Regions from separate parts of the Homo sapiens genome. Here all the other regions are linked to region 1. A link is a loop called in an ENCODE intact Hi-C map of the cell type or tissue named here. Cell type or tissue: mammary epithelial cell. All regions are shown on one strand. Links, peaks and the distances in the headings refer to the core of each region. The heading gives the core; the rest is flanking DNA. Region 1 overlaps RAB40C (RAB40C, member RAS oncogene family). Region 2 overlaps CAPN15 (calpain 15). Region 3 holds the start of MIR5587 (microRNA 5587).

Region 1 (4,588 bases), core at 1,090-3,589:
CCACGGCTGGGTGAGGGGCCATGCGATCTGCTTGGAATGCCATGTGAGGGGAAGGGGAGGTCAGGGCAGTGCCTGGTGTGGTTCCCAGCAGGGAGCACAGGAGGTTTATTCTCTGGGAAAATTGAGTCGTGGACAGCAGACACCACTGGGGATGGTGGGGGACAGGGTGGCAGGGGACAGGGTGGCCTGAGCAAGCCCCTCCTTGCCTGGGAACTCAGGGCCTCCTGATATGCAGATGGGAGCCCGTGGCAGGATGATGGCAGGATAACCGTCAGCCCAAAAGAAGCGGCCACGAGACGCCGCCGAGAGCCCCAACTTAGAAGCCAGAGTCACCAGCTTCCTGGCTAGGGTCTGTCCTTGAGGGTCACCAGAATGTGAGGAAAGACCCAGACAGGCAGGAAAAGAGCTCAGGGAAGGACATCTTACCATTGGCGTCATCAGAGATACCGCATCCACGAATGAAGAGCCAGACGCTGCCAGAGGGGAACGCTCAGAGCACCGGAAGGAGCTTTTAGAAATTATAAATAAGCAGCACATTTTAAAAAAGCCATAGAAGGGCTAGAAAAGAAAGTTGAGGACATCTCCCAGAAAATAGAACAAAAAGAGATTAAAAAACAACTGGGCAGTCCCTGCAGAGGTCACCCTGGCTGGCGCGGCTCAGGATGGAGGGCGGGAGCTGTGTGCCTGGAGGGGGGAGCTGAGGCACGTCAGGATGTGTCTCCAGACTGCAAGGGCCACAGAGTACGAAAAAGACCACCCAGAGCAATGTGGTCAAAGACCATGCCTTAAAAGGTTTTAGGAAACAGAATGGGTCCCACGGGAGGGTGGGGATGTGAACGGCACCAGCCTGGTGGCTCGGGTGCCAGGCCAGGGCCAGATGTAGCCTCATACCAGCCCAGCTGGGAGTCCGCTTGCTGAGACTTGGTCTCCTGTAGCTGGTGGGGAAGCGGCACCCTGTGCGGTAGACAGAACCAGCAGCCGAGGCGCCGGTGGCTTTGCTCTGGTGGCAGGACAGGTGTTCTGACCTCCCTGCCTCTGTCCCCTGAGGTCAGAGCGCCTGTCCTGTGGAGCGGCTCTGACCAGGACAGTGCCGTGTGTCTCATGGGGTTGTGTTCAGGTCGGCTGAGAGGCAGCGCCTGGCTGGGGCTAGATGAACAAGAGGGTTATTGGGAACAGTAAACCTGAGGTGGTGAGCAAGGCCTGTGGCACCCAGCAGATGAGGAGGAGAGCAGGGGGAAGGGTGGCAGGAGTTGCTGGTGCTGCGTGAGGCCTCAGTGGGCCTGCACGGAGCAGCTGACCTTCACTGGCGCCCTTGCCTTTTCACTGAGCCGGGTATTAGCTTAGCTTATTTTTGAAAAGACATTTCAACAGGAGGTAAAAATGAACAGCACACCAAGAGAATATGTCACAGCTGATGCCTAGGGACCCCCTTATGGGGTAGTGTTGAGCTCTGCAGCCGGAGCCCACTGCCCCTGCCCCTGCGCCGTCCCCCAGCGCGGGCTCCAGGCCTCTCCTGGGTCACTGCTCTGTGCCTCCAGGAGCTCCTCCCTCTACCCCGCCCTGCCCCACCCCGTCACCTGCTTGCCCTGACCCTGCCTGGATAATTGAGACCTTCCAGGCCAAGGGCCCCCTCCCCAGGATCCTGACACCTGTCCCTCTGAGAGTCCAGACCTTTTCCAGAGTGACATCCTGGGGCCCTGTGTGGTCAGAGGGCTCCATGTGGTCAGTGGCTGTGGCTTGCTGGGAACAAGACACTCGGCTGACTGTGCTTAGAGAACAGGCCGCTGTTTGTGTCTAAATGGTATCCATGGGGACGTTGTTTCATAGTCTTCTTACACTTTTCCTCTTCACTGTTGCTGAGAATCCTGTTCTGACGCGCACCGTGGGCAACCGGGTGCGGAGCCTGCAGGATGGGTGGGACGCAGACGTCCAGCGGGAGGAGCATCCCAGAGCAGCCTCTGATTCAAGAGCAAGGTGCTCTAGAGGCCCCGGCTCTGTGGGTGGGTGACGTGGTCCCCAGGCTTTTCCCGGCATCCCCGTTCCTTTTGCAGCAGCCATGGCTCCTGGTGGCCCTGGGCCATGGCGCCATCTAGGGGTGGCCTAGGGGAGTCCCCGGGCCATCAGCATCTGTCTTGTGGGTGTTGCTGGCGCCTGCCTGCTTGGCCACATTGGCACGTCGAGGTGACCGTCAAGGAGAAGCAGCTATGGCCTTTGTGGCAATCGTGGTGTCCAACTTTGGCCTCTCAGGTCAGCCTCATGGGGGCTTCAACAGCCAGGACCAAAATGACCAAGGCCCCTCCGTCCCTGTGTCCCTGCTTGACAGAACCACCGGAGGAGGGAGGTGCGGGAAGGGTGTTGACGGCCTGAGCGCGGTGCCTCCCTGAAGAGTGTTGTTTCACTTGTGAGTGTGCACGGGACAGCCGCCCTGGCCTGTAGAATCAAGAGCAGGGACAGCCGCCCTGGCCTGTAGAATCAAGAGCAGAGACAGCCGCCCTGGCCTGTAGAATCAAGAGCAGGGACAGCCGCCCTGGCCTGTAGAATCAAGAGCAGGGACAGCCGCCCTGGCCTGTAGATTCAAGAGCAGGGACAGCCGCCCTGGCCTGTAGAATCAAGAGCAAGGGACAGCCGCCTTCGCCTGTAGAATCAAGAGCAGGGACAGCCGCCCTGGCCTGTAGAATCAAGAGCACGGGACAGCCGCCCTGGCCTGTAGAATCAAGAGCACGGGACAGCCGCCCTGGCCTGTAGAATCAAGAGCAGGGACAGCCGCCCTGGCCTGTAGAATCAAGAGCAAGGGACAGCCGCCCTGGCCTGTAGAATCAAGAGCAAGGGACAGCCGCCTTTGCCTGTAGAATCAAGAGCAGGGACAGCCGCCCTGGCCTGTAGCATCAAGAGCAAGGGACAGCCGCCCTGGCCTGTAGAATCAAGAGCAGGGACAGCCGCCCTGGCCTGTAGAATCAAGAGCAGGGACAGCCGCCCTGGCCTGTAGAATCAAGAGCAGGGACAGCCGCCCTGGCCTGTAGAATCAAGAGCAGGGACAGCCGCCCTGGCCTGTAGAATCAAGAGCAGGGACAGCCGCCCTGGCCTGTAGAATCAAGAGCAGGGACAGCCGCCCTGGCCTGTAGAATCAAGAGCAGGGACAGCCGCCCTGGCCTGTAGAATCAAGAGCAGGGACAGCCGCCCTGGCCTGTAGATTCAAGAGCAGGGACAGCCGCCCTGGCCTGTAGAATCAAGAGCAAGGGACAGCCGCCTTCGCCTGTAGAATCAAGAGCAGGGACAGCCGCCCTGGCCTGTAGAATCAAGAGCACGGGACAGCCGCCCTGGCCTGTAGAATCAAGAGCACGGGACAGCCGCCCTGGCCTGTAGAATCAAGAGCACGGGACAGCCGCCCTGGCCTGTAGAATCAAGAGCAGGGACAGCCGCCCTGGCCTGTAGAATCAAGAGCAAGGGACAGCCGCCTTTGCCTGTAGAATCAAGAGCAGGGACAGCTGCCCTGGCCTGTAGCATCAAGAGCAAGGGACAGCCGCCCTGGCCTGTAGAATCAAGAGCAGGGACAGCCGCCCTGGCCTGTAGAATCAAGAGCAGGGACAGCCGCCCTGGCCTGTAGAATCAAGAGCAGGGACAGCCGCCCTGGCCTGTAGAATCAAGAGCAAGGGACAGCCGCCTTCGCCTGTAGAATCAAGAGCAGGGACAGCCGCCCTGGCCTGTAGAATCAAGAGCACGGGACAGCCGCCCTGGCCTGTAGAATCAAGAGCACGGGACAGCCGCCCTGGCCTGTAGAATCAAGAGCAGGGACAGCCGCCCTGGCCTGTAGAATCAAGAGCAAGGGACAGCCGCCTTTGCCTGTAGAATCAAGAGCAGGGACAGCCGCCCTGGCCTGTAGCATCAAGAGCAAGGGACAGCCGCCCTGGCCTGTAGAATCAAGAGCAAGGGACAGCCGCCCTGGCCTGTAGAATCAAGAGCAGGGACAGCCGCCCTGGCCTGTAGAATCAAGAGCAGGGACAGCCGCCCTCACCTGTAGAATCAGCAGGGACAGCCGCCCTGGCCTGTAGCATCAAGAGCAGGGACAGCCGCCCTGGCCTGTAGCATCAAGAGCAGGGACAGCTGCCCTTGCTTGTAGAATCAAGAGCAGGGACAGCCGCCCTCGCCTGTAGAATCAAGAGCAGGGGACAGCTGCCCTCGTCTTTAGATTGAAGAGCAGGGACTGCCGCCCTCGCCTGTAGAATCAAGAGCAGGACTGCCGCCCTGGCCGGTAGAATCAAGAGCACAGTGCAGCAGCACGCAGCACACTCAGCGGATGGAGGGCCTGGCTTCTGCACGCCGGCTGGCACTTGCTGCCAGTTGCCCTTTTCTGCGAGGCTGGATCGTGGTGCGGTGGTGGCTTGGATGGGTTTCTCTGCTGAACGATGATGTGGAATGCCTTTTCACTGCTTCTTGGTCGTCGGTTTTTCTTCTTTGGGGAAATGTCTATTCAAGTCCTTTGCCCTTTTTTTAAAGTATAATTTCCGTATTTTTTTCCCCAGAGGATAGTTTGTCTTTAGTCCTTAAGGACTCAGCTCCTTATGTGGGTCTTAGTGGGAGTCGTGGGCAA
Region 2 (4,588 bases), core at 836-3,335, 64 kb before region 1:
AGAGTGGCTGGGGGGTTGTGGAGACCAGAACCAGGGCAGAAGGGCAGGGAGGGTGGGGGCCCTGCCGAGGTCTCCCACCGCTGACCCCTGACCCCTGGCCCCCTTCCACCTCGGCCCACCGAGAGAGGCCGGCACAGCGCAGACTGCGGGGTCAGTGACACTCCCCTCAGCGTCTCCAGCCACAGAAGGGCCGTGGCCTGCCTTCGCCCTCCTCACCCGTGTCCCGGGGCCACGTTTGAACTTTAGGCCTTGTTCTGACTTCATTGAAACCCTCCTGAAGTGCAGACGTCTTCCTGACCCACCTGGGTTTTGCCAGGATGACTCCGAAAGGTGTCTCCCAGCAGACACACCCCGCTGGCGATTGTTTGGTCCTGGGGACCCGGGTTCTCATTCTCCTCTCTGGAGCTGGTGAGGCTGTCCTTGCTAGTCGGTGACAACTACAGGGCCAAAGGGAGGGTGTGTCCCAGGAGGCCCAGCCCACCTCTGCCTGCACCTGCGGTCAGCGGGGTGCAGAGTCTGTGAAGGCACCTCCCGGAGTGGGGGCTGCAAAGATCATGGCCACTGTGCCACCCACAGGGGCCCAGGCCGGACGCCTGGGCTGTGCCGCCTCGGCAGCCAGGCCGAGGAACGTGCAGGTGCGGCCGGGAGCCCGCCGGCCACAGCTGCATCCATGCCCTTCTCCGAGTGGTGATGGCGGGGAGAGGCCTGGCTGTCTACGGGCAGATTGCTTGGGCTTTCACAGAAGCCCGCTGTTAGAGCAGATTCCCGGCCTTGGGTCTCTCTGCTCCAGCTGGACGCCCTGAGCCTCGCCGGGCCCAGTCCACCCCCGTCCACTCTGCCAGGGGCAGCTCAGAGCCCTCGCCACGCGGGGCTGAGCGCAGGGAAGGCAGCATCACGGAGTTCGCTCGGCTCCACAGAACACCCGTGTTGCTCGCGGAGACTTTTTGTTTTTGTGCTTCTTATGAAGAGGCAGGTTTTCTTTCTTCCTGAACCAAAAGGGTTTAGATGGAGCACAAGATTCAGGCCATATTTACAAGAACAATTGATTTTTCTGCCAGGCAGAGCAGCCAGTCTGTCTCGGAGGCTGTGCTGTGGTGTGGGGAGGCCCCTTGCTCAGATCAGCCTGTGCCTTCCCCAGGCCCCGGCCCATGCACCTGCCCTTCCGTAGGTCTGAGCACCTGTTCTTCCACGCCCAGGACGACCTGGTCCTGAGTTTGGCCGGGACCCCCTGCTATCTGCCGTCCACAGGCCTGGTGACAGAGAAAGCAGTGCCCTGGAACAGCAGCCCGGCTGTGGGGTGCTCAGCCCTCTCTGTAGGATCCTGTGTGGCTCAAGGGGTCTGCTGAGCCTCCAACGGGCAAGAGGGGCCCTGAGCCATGGATCCATTCTGGGTGGAGGCAGCCCCCACCGCCGCCTGCCTCAAATGCTCAGCCCTAGGCCCTCGGCCCCGTAGCTCTGCAGCCACAGACGGGTGCCTTCCCCAGGCCGAGAGGAGGGTGGGGTCCAGCCACTCAGGACCTCACAGGGTGGCCCTGATGAGCACCTTCCCTTGCAGCCACACCCACTCGCCCGGGTCTATGGCCACGGTCGGAGAGTGGTCCTGTGTGCGCTGCACCTTCCTGAACCCGGCCGGCCAGCGCCAGTGCTCCATCTGCGAGGCTCCCCGGCACAAGCCCGACCTCAACCACATCCTGCGGCTCAGCGTGGAGGAGCAGAAATGGCCCTGCGCCCGCTGCACCTTCCGCAACTTCCTGGGCAAGGAGGCCTGCGAGGTGTGCGGCTTCACCCCGGAGCCTGCGCCTGGGGCTGCCTTCCTGCCAGTCCTCAACGGGGTCCTCCCCAAGCCACCCGCCATCCTGGGGGAGCCCAAGGGCAGCTGCCAGGAGGAAGCAGGTCCAGTGAGGACTGCGGGGCTGGTGGCCACGGAGCCCGCCAGGGGGCAGTGCGAGGACAAGGACGAGGAGGAGAAGGAGGAGCAGGAGGAGGAGGAGGGAGCGGCGGAGCCCAGAGGGGGCTGGGCGTGTCCGCGTTGCACGCTGCACAACACGCCCGTGGCCAGCTCCTGCTCCGTCTGCGGGGGCCCACGCAGGCTCTCGCTGCCACGGATCCCTCCTGAGGCCCTGGTGGTCCCGGAAGTGGTGGCCCCGGCCGGCTTCCACGTCGTGCCTGCCGCGCCTCCACCTGGCCTCCCCGGGGAAGGTGCCGAGGCCAACCCCCCAGCCACCAGCCAGGGCCCAGCTGCCGAACCAGAGCCGCCCAGGGTCCCGCCCTTCAGCCCCTTCTCGTCCACCCTGCAGAACAACCCCGTGCCGCGCAGCCGACGCGAGGTTCCCCCCCAGCTGCAGCCACCGGTGCCTGAGGCTGCCCAGCCGTCACCCTCTGCCGGCTGCAGGGGAGCCCCCCAGGGCTCGGGCTGGGCTGGGGCCTCCCGCCTAGCAGAGTTGCTGTCTGGCAAGCGGCTGAGTGTGCTGGAGGAAGAGGCCACGGAGGGTGGCACCAGCCGCGTAGAGGCCGGCAGCTCCACCTCGGGCAGTGACATCATTGACCTGGCCGGAGACACCGTGCGTTACACGCCCGCCAGCCCCTCCAGCCCCGACTTCACCACCTGGTCATGTGCCAAGTGCACGCTCAGAAACCCCACAGTGGCCCCCAGGTGCTCGGCCTGCGGCTGCTCCAAACTGCACGGCTTCCAGGAGCATGGCGAGCCCCCCACCCACTGCCCCGACTGTGGGGCCGACAAGCCCAGCCCCTGCGGCAGAAGCTGCGGACGGGTGTCCTCGGCCCAGAAGGCCGCCCGCGTCCTGCCCGAGCGCCCGGGCCAGTGGGCCTGCCCTGCCTGTACCCTGCTCAACGCACTGCGGGCCAAGCACTGCGCCGCCTGCCACACGCCTCAGCTCCTGGTGGCCCAGCGGCGGGGGGCCGCGCCCCTGAGGCGCAGGGAGAGCATGCACGTGGAGCAGCGGCGGCAGACAGACGAGGGCGAGGCCAAGGCACTCTGGGAGAACATCGTGGCCTTCTGCCGGGAGGTGAGGCGCCCCCTCGCCCTCTTCCTGCTCCTGAGCCTCCTGCTCCCGCCCTCCCCTTCCTAGGCTTTGGGCTCTGGCGATGGGCTGGGGAGGAGCCCACAAGGCCTAAGACGTGATGGGGAGGGCAGCACCCTCCGCCCCGAGGCTCCAAGCTCCCAATGGCCCTGGGGTCCAGCTTGGCCTCCTGACCCTTGGTCCTTGCTGGTGACCGAGATGCACGACCTTCACCCCCCTCAACCCTCCACCGTGGCCAGGAGGGCCCCGAGCCCCGTCTGATGTGCCGCAGGAGGCGAGGGCTTCCCAGGGGCAGCGTGGAGACCCCGCTGAAGTGCGAGGTCGGGATGTACCCGTGCTCCGCCCTCTAGAGTCCAGGATGGCATCACCCACGGGTCAACTGGGGCGCAGCCTGCACCCTCCCCAGCAGGGCCAGGGCCAGAGTCGTGCTGCCACCCACTGGGGGCTGCGCTGTCCCCCTGGGCCCACACGTCCCCTGCTCCTCACCTGTCGCCAGCCGGTGGCCTCTCCACTAGGGCTGAGGGCTTCCTCGACACAGGGCCGGCGCCAGGTCTGTGGCTGTCCACGCTCCACCCGTCCCTTTGGGGCTCAGGCAGTGCTTTTGGGCGCTCTCCTGGGTGGGGTCTTGTCCCTGCCAGGTGGAGCGAGGCCACCCTGCCCAGCCTGAGCACATGGCCGTGGTCTCTGCAGAACAATGTGAGCTTCGTGGATGACAGCTTCCCTCCCGGGCCCGAGTCTGTCGGCTTCCCCGCGGGTGACAGCGTGCAGCAGCGTGTGAGGCAGTGGCTGCGACCCCAGGAGATCAACTGCTCCGTCTTCAGGGACCACAGGGCCACGTGGTCTGTGTTCCACACACTGCGGCCCTCAGACATCCTGCAGGGGCTGCTGGGGAACTGCTGGTGAGGCCTTCTCCAAGGCCGGGGTGGGGCGGGTGGGCGGGCGACCGGCCGCGGTCCCCGCGAGGTCACCCTGAGGCTCTGCGCAGGTTCCTGAGCGCCCTGGCGGTGCTGGCGGAGCGGCCGGACCTGGTGGAGCGGGTGATGGTCACGCGCAGCCTGTGTGCAGAGGGCGCCTACCAGGTGCGGCTGTGCAAGGACGGCACGTGGACCACGGTGCTGGTGGACGACATGCTGCCCTGTGATGAGGCCGGCTGCCTCCTCTTCTCACAGGTGGGGCGGCCTGCAGGGTGGGCACGGGCGGCAGGGGCAGCCTCTGACCCCAGCCCCGAAAACAAGGCCGGCTGCTTCCTCTTCTCCCAGGGCGGGTAGTGTGGGGGGCGGGCGGGGGTGGCCTCTGACCCGGCCCTCTGCAGGCGCAGCGGAAGCAGCTGTGGGTGGCCCTCATCGAGAAGGCGCTGGCCAAGCTGCACGGCTCCTACTTTGCGCTCCAGGCGGGCCGCGCCATCGAAGGCCTGGCCACGCTCACCGGCGCCCCCTGTGAGAGCCTGGCGCTGCAGCTCAGCTCCACTAACCCCCGCGAGGAGCCCGTTGACACTGACCTCATCTGGGCCAAAATGCTGAGTTCTAAGGAGGCTGGGTAAGAGGAGG
Region 3 (4,588 bases), core at 424-2,923, 76 kb before region 1:
GCTCCCCATCCCCACGGCAGCGCTGGGGCTGGGGCTGGTGAGGAGCCTGTGCACGGCCCCCACCGCTATCCTCAGCCAGGAGGGTGCCTGGTCCCTGGGGAGCGGCCTGCACCTGTTTCTGGAGAATGCTGTCCTGCCAGTTGTCATTTGGGGCGGGCGGTCGGAGTCCACGTCCTCCCCCAGGGCGGGGCCCTGGCCTTGTTTCTTGTAGGGACGATGGGAAGCCCTGTCCTCAGCCCTCCCACCCGACTCATGCAGGAGCTTCCTGTCCTTGGGGTCATCTCCTCCACAGGGGCCTTAGCGTCAGTGGGGACAAAGGCAGAGTTGCCTGTCTTCAGGTTGTGGGCACCGACTGAGCTTCGTCCCGGTAGTGGCTGGCTCTTGTTTCCTGCCTGGACCAGCAGCCTCTGGTCTGGTGGGTGCAGTTTTAGGGCGCAGTGGGGTTGCCGTGGGGCAAGGCCAGGCCACCAGCTGCCTGGACACAGGGGCCCCCGCTTTCCATCTGCTGCCCCCCACACCCCCAGCTCGGGCAGGGGTGACACCGGGGCATCCTTGTTGGGGTCGCTGTGGTTCCCATGGTGGCAAGATGGCTCTGTGAAAGATTGACGGAGATGTAGGGCCCAGGAGCAGGTGCTGTGTGAGTGGGACACGCCTGTGTCACCTGCGGGGCAGGGGAGGGCTCGGGGGTACAGCCGTGTACATGATTAGTTAGCGAGACAGTGAGGAGTGTATGCGGAGTGGACACAGCTGTGGGTGCCGCCCGCGCAAGGCTGGGGGTCGCTGTGCCAGCCCTGCTCCCATGTGGGCTCCCAGCTCCCCAGGTAGGGACGCTGACCCCGGGAGGTGCCTTTGCCTGCATCCACTGGAGCCTCAGGAGCATGCGTTCCGTCCCCACGGGTCACCCCCACTGAGCCCACCACCTACCGAGAGGCACCTCGAGACCCTGTCCTGCCACGGGTGGGCTGTCAAGGCCAGCACCAGAGACCCCCAGCAGACCTCAGTGGCCGCAGATGGAGCGGGGCGGCAATGGTCACCTCCGGGACTCAGCCCTGTGCTGAGCCCCGGGCAGTGTGATCATCCTGGCCCTTCTCGTGCACGTCCCCTGGCTGGATGCTCCTTGCTGCCCTCACGGGGTGTGTGTGTGGCATACAGGACAGGGACCGGCCAGTTGGCCCTGCTCATTAACCACTTGTCCCCACAGGGCAGTGGCGGCCTCACCTCTGCAATTCTCTGAGGCTGGATCTAGGCCACCGCCCCGTTTAAAACTAGGGCATCGGCTCCCAGGGAGGGCGGGGAGCTGCACAGTTGGACTTGTGGGGGTCAGGCATGGATCCACACAGCCCGGGGCCCTCCGCACCCTGCCCCTCCAGGGAGCCCAGAGGCGGGCGTGGCTGCAGCCTGGCTCTGTGGCAGTCATGAGTCACGGCCACTCTTGAGGCGCCGCCCTGAGAGTCAGCCCTGTGGTCACGGCTCCTGCTGGTTCCCATTCGCGAGCACCTGAAACAGCCTGGCCCACAGCAGAGGCCCGGGGGGCACATGCAGCTCACGGGAGCAGCACAGATGCTTGGCCGGCGGCAGGCCCTACAGGAGCAGCAGCGGCCCAGGGCATGTCCCTGGGGTCAGGGGTCAGAGTTCGGCATGCTCTGCGGGGGCCTCACCCTGCTGTCCCTCGGCCTGGCCTGGGCACACTCCTTGGTGACAGTGCCCCTGCACGCCCCCCCCCCCCCCCGGTTATTCAGACAGGGAGCCAGGATGGGAACCACGGACTGACCTGACCTGCGTCCTCGGGGCCACTGCACTGGGTGATTCACGTGTGCCCAGGCCCTGAGGTGGGCCGGACCTGGGAGTGGCAGGTGAGCGTTCCTCCCAAGAGCCTCTGGCTGGCCGCAGCAGGCCCTGTCCCTGCTGTCCTCAGTGGCCCTGGACATGATAACCCCCCTGCCGAGGTCTGGCCGGAGCCAGCACCCACGGCCGAGATGCAGTCAGCCCTGGCTGGGCGCTGTCCCTGGGGGTGGCTGCTGGTGCTGCCCTCCCTCCTTCCCACCACTTCTTGCTCCTCTTTCCTGGGGCCCTCCCATCGGAGTCTTCCTCCTAAATGCAGTTCCCTCCCTCTAGGGGAACGCGGGCTGGGAGCCTATTTTTTTTTTTTTTGAGACGGAGTCTCGCTCTGTCGCCCCGGCTGGAGTGCAGTGGCGCGGTCTCGGCTCACTGCAACCTCCGCCTCCCGGATTCAGGCCATTCTCCTGCCTCAGCCTCCCAAGTAGCTGGGATTACAGGCGCCCGCCACCACGCCCAGCTAATTTTTTGTGTGTTTTTAGTAGAAACAGGGTTTCTCCATCTTGCGCAGGCTAGTCTTGAACTCCTGACCTCGTGATCCACCCACCTCGGCCTCCCACAGTGCTGGGATTACAGGCGTGAGCCACTGCACCTGGCCTGGGAGCCTTTTCCGTAGCTGCTCATCCTGTACTAGCATCTGTCCATCATGAGTGGACGGAACACAGGGGGACCCAGGACCCACAGCTGCACTCGGGAAGGCCAGCAGGGTGGATTTCGGGAAGAGCATCGGTGCCAGTTTCCCACAGTCACCCTTGCGATGGGACCCTCAGGTTGGCACGTGGCTGGCAGCTGTGTCCCGGGAGCTCTTGCTCCTTAGTGGGCCTCGCCAGCCAGGGCAGGGCCCCCGGCACCCCTCACGGGGCTCTTGACTCCTCTGGCAGCGGATCGGGGCGGTTCAGCGATACCATCTCTGGAGATCCCCTGGCGTGTGCTGGAAAAACCCCGGAGAGGGCTTAACAGAGCCAGCTGTCCAGCCTCTGTGACAGGGACGTTTGCTTTTCTCTGCAGGGTCCTCTCTTCTCTTCCGAGCACCCACGGGAGGGGACTGTGCTGTCCCTGCTCTCCTAGGACAGGCCTCCCTCCTGTCCAGATGGGGCCCACAGGGTCAGTTGCCTGAGACTGGCTCCAGCTCAAGAAAGGTTTTCTGAGTGAGCGCAGGGGAGCAGGAGGCTGGTGAGCAGCTCGCTTCCTGCCCTGGGTGCAGCTGGGCACCACTTCTGCCTTGGGCCTAAAGGCATCAGTGAGGAGCAGGCGGGGCCTGGTAGGAGCCTGTGTTTCTAGCGGCACGCGTGACCCCAGGTGCCACGTGGGTGAGTGCGTGGGTGGGTGAGTGGCGAAGGAGCTGAGGTTGGCCCTGGCAGGTGTGCAGTCCTCACACAGAACGGGCAGGGCTCCTGTCAGAGCCAAACCAGCTCAGGGCCCAGTGCAAGCAGCTTCTGTCCCGTGGCACCTCCGCTAGTCGCCGCTCCCACCCAAGCCCTGCCCCGCCCTGACCCGCTCAGGGTTTGGCTACAGAAGGGGAGTGTCGGAAATGCCCAACCCGTCTCCCGTGAGGGACTCCTGCGTGGCCTGGGCTGGGGAACGCAGGGGCCGTTTGGGTGGTTCCGGCGTCTGGCGTAGCCACGCGAGAGGCCCTGGGTTGATGCGTGGGCTCCCTGCTAGCGAGCCTGCTCCGTGCGTGCTGGGCTCCCGGCCTTGCTTCCGTGTGGCATTCGAGACCCCGTGGACCTCGCCTGCGTCCTGCATGTTTGAGCGCTGCCCCTTGTGGAGGCCGCCAGCACTGGTGGCTGCAGGGCCTGTAGTGTGGCACGTCCAGAGACCCGGCCTGGAGAACGGGTCCTGGATGTCTCCGTCATGTTTTACGTTCGCTTCACACGGACGCAGCGATGTCTCAGATACCTCGGATCACACAGAGCACGTCGCCAAGGCTTGTTTTGTCTGTTCCTTTCCACCTGTCTTACGTGGATACCAGGAGATCCGCCACGACTCCCGTGGCCCCGTCCACACTGCGCGGCGCTCTCCGGCGTGGCCGCCAGGTGCCCCTTCGAGGGCAGGTGTGAGTACAGGGTGGTCCCTGTGGAGAAGCGCCTGCAGGCGAGTGAGCCAGGCTGTGCCCTGCTGACCCCGAGGCCTGAATTTCATGGAACTCCCACCTCTCACAGAGTATTGTTTTTTTTTTTGATTTTTTTCCAACCATTTAAAAATGTAAAAGCCATTGTTGACTTGCGGGCTGGACCAGGCTTAGGGCTGGGCTCTGGTCCGCACCCCACACTGGCCCCGTGTGTCCTGTGACCGTTCTGCCTACGGGGCAGGCCTGAGCCACCACAGGATGGCAGGGTCTCCAGGGTGCAGGGCCCGCAATGCTTCAACCCTCCCACGACCCCAGCACCTTCAGAGAAAACGGACCCTCGTGCCGAGTGAAGTGGTTCAGGCGAACGTTATCACCACACGGGGGACTCGGCGGCTTCTGCCCCAGGCCTCAAAGGAGAGGGGATCCAGAATTCTCTGTCTCACCCCCTCAGCCCCTGCCCTTGAAGCTTCTGTCCCCAAGGCTGTGGGGAGGAACCAGGGAAGGGCTGGCGCGTCTGCTGTGCGATCCCAGGTGCTCGTGCCTCGCTGAGCTCAGCCCCTGTGGCCTCAGAGCTGCAGGCCCCTCCCGGGTGTCAGAGCACTGACTGGAAAGGCCCCCCACATCCCTGCCCTCTGCTGCTCCCCATCGTCGCGGGGGAGAAGCTGGAACTGCACCCCCACC

What was found. A loop is a pair of places that touch in the nucleus more often than their neighbours do. Peaks named below come from ENCODE experiments on the same cell type or tissue, not always from the same donor. Only the 100,000 strongest peaks of a DNase experiment are listed, where the experiment ranks them.
Region 2: it touches region 1 in a loop (12-fold over the local background); 2 of 110 quality-filtered maps call a loop at or near these places.
Region 3: a loop joins it to region 1, with 5 times the contacts of the local background. A loop is called at or near these places in 3 of 110 quality-filtered maps.

Annotation. Positions count from the first base shown.
Region 1 is chr16:609,183-613,770 of GRCh38, forward strand. The region is part of intron 1 of RAB40C (RAB40C, member RAS oncogene family); the gene reads left to right. It overlaps LOC124903618 (a long non-coding RNA gene), which reads right to left. Exons shown (of 2, transcript XR_007064934.1): 1 at 1,672-4,588; 2 at 1-508. Among named protein-coding and RNA genes, the nearest start is that of WFIKKN1, 20 kb to the right of the region's middle. RefSeq lists an enhancer at 2,085-2,214. In mammary epithelial cell, for the core only: a CTCF peak has its summit at 2,089 (motif pointing left); a DNase peak (open chromatin) is centred at 1,939; H3K27ac peaks cover 312 bases.
Region 2 is chr16:545,262-549,849 of GRCh38, forward strand. It overlaps CAPN15 (calpain 15), which reads left to right. Exons shown (of 14, transcript NM_005632.3): 4 at 1,556-3,026; 5 at 3,732-3,940; 6 at 4,027-4,210; 7 at 4,354-4,577. The coding sequence starts at 1,578. Among named protein-coding and RNA genes, the nearest start is that of MIR3176, 4.3 kb to the left of the region's middle. RefSeq lists a silencer at 556-723. In mammary epithelial cell, for the core only: a CTCF peak has its summit at 1,932 (motif pointing right); no DNase peak of the experiment used is centred there.
Region 3 is chr16:534,290-538,877 of GRCh38, forward strand. CAPN15 (calpain 15) reads left to right here. Exons shown (of 14, transcript NM_005632.3): 3 at 1,740-1,853. MIR5587 (microRNA 5587) reads left to right here and starts at 1,027; the gene lies at 1,027-1,079. In mammary epithelial cell, for the core only: no CTCF peak of the experiment used is centred there; a DNase peak (open chromatin) is centred at 1,452; H3K27ac peaks cover 344 bases.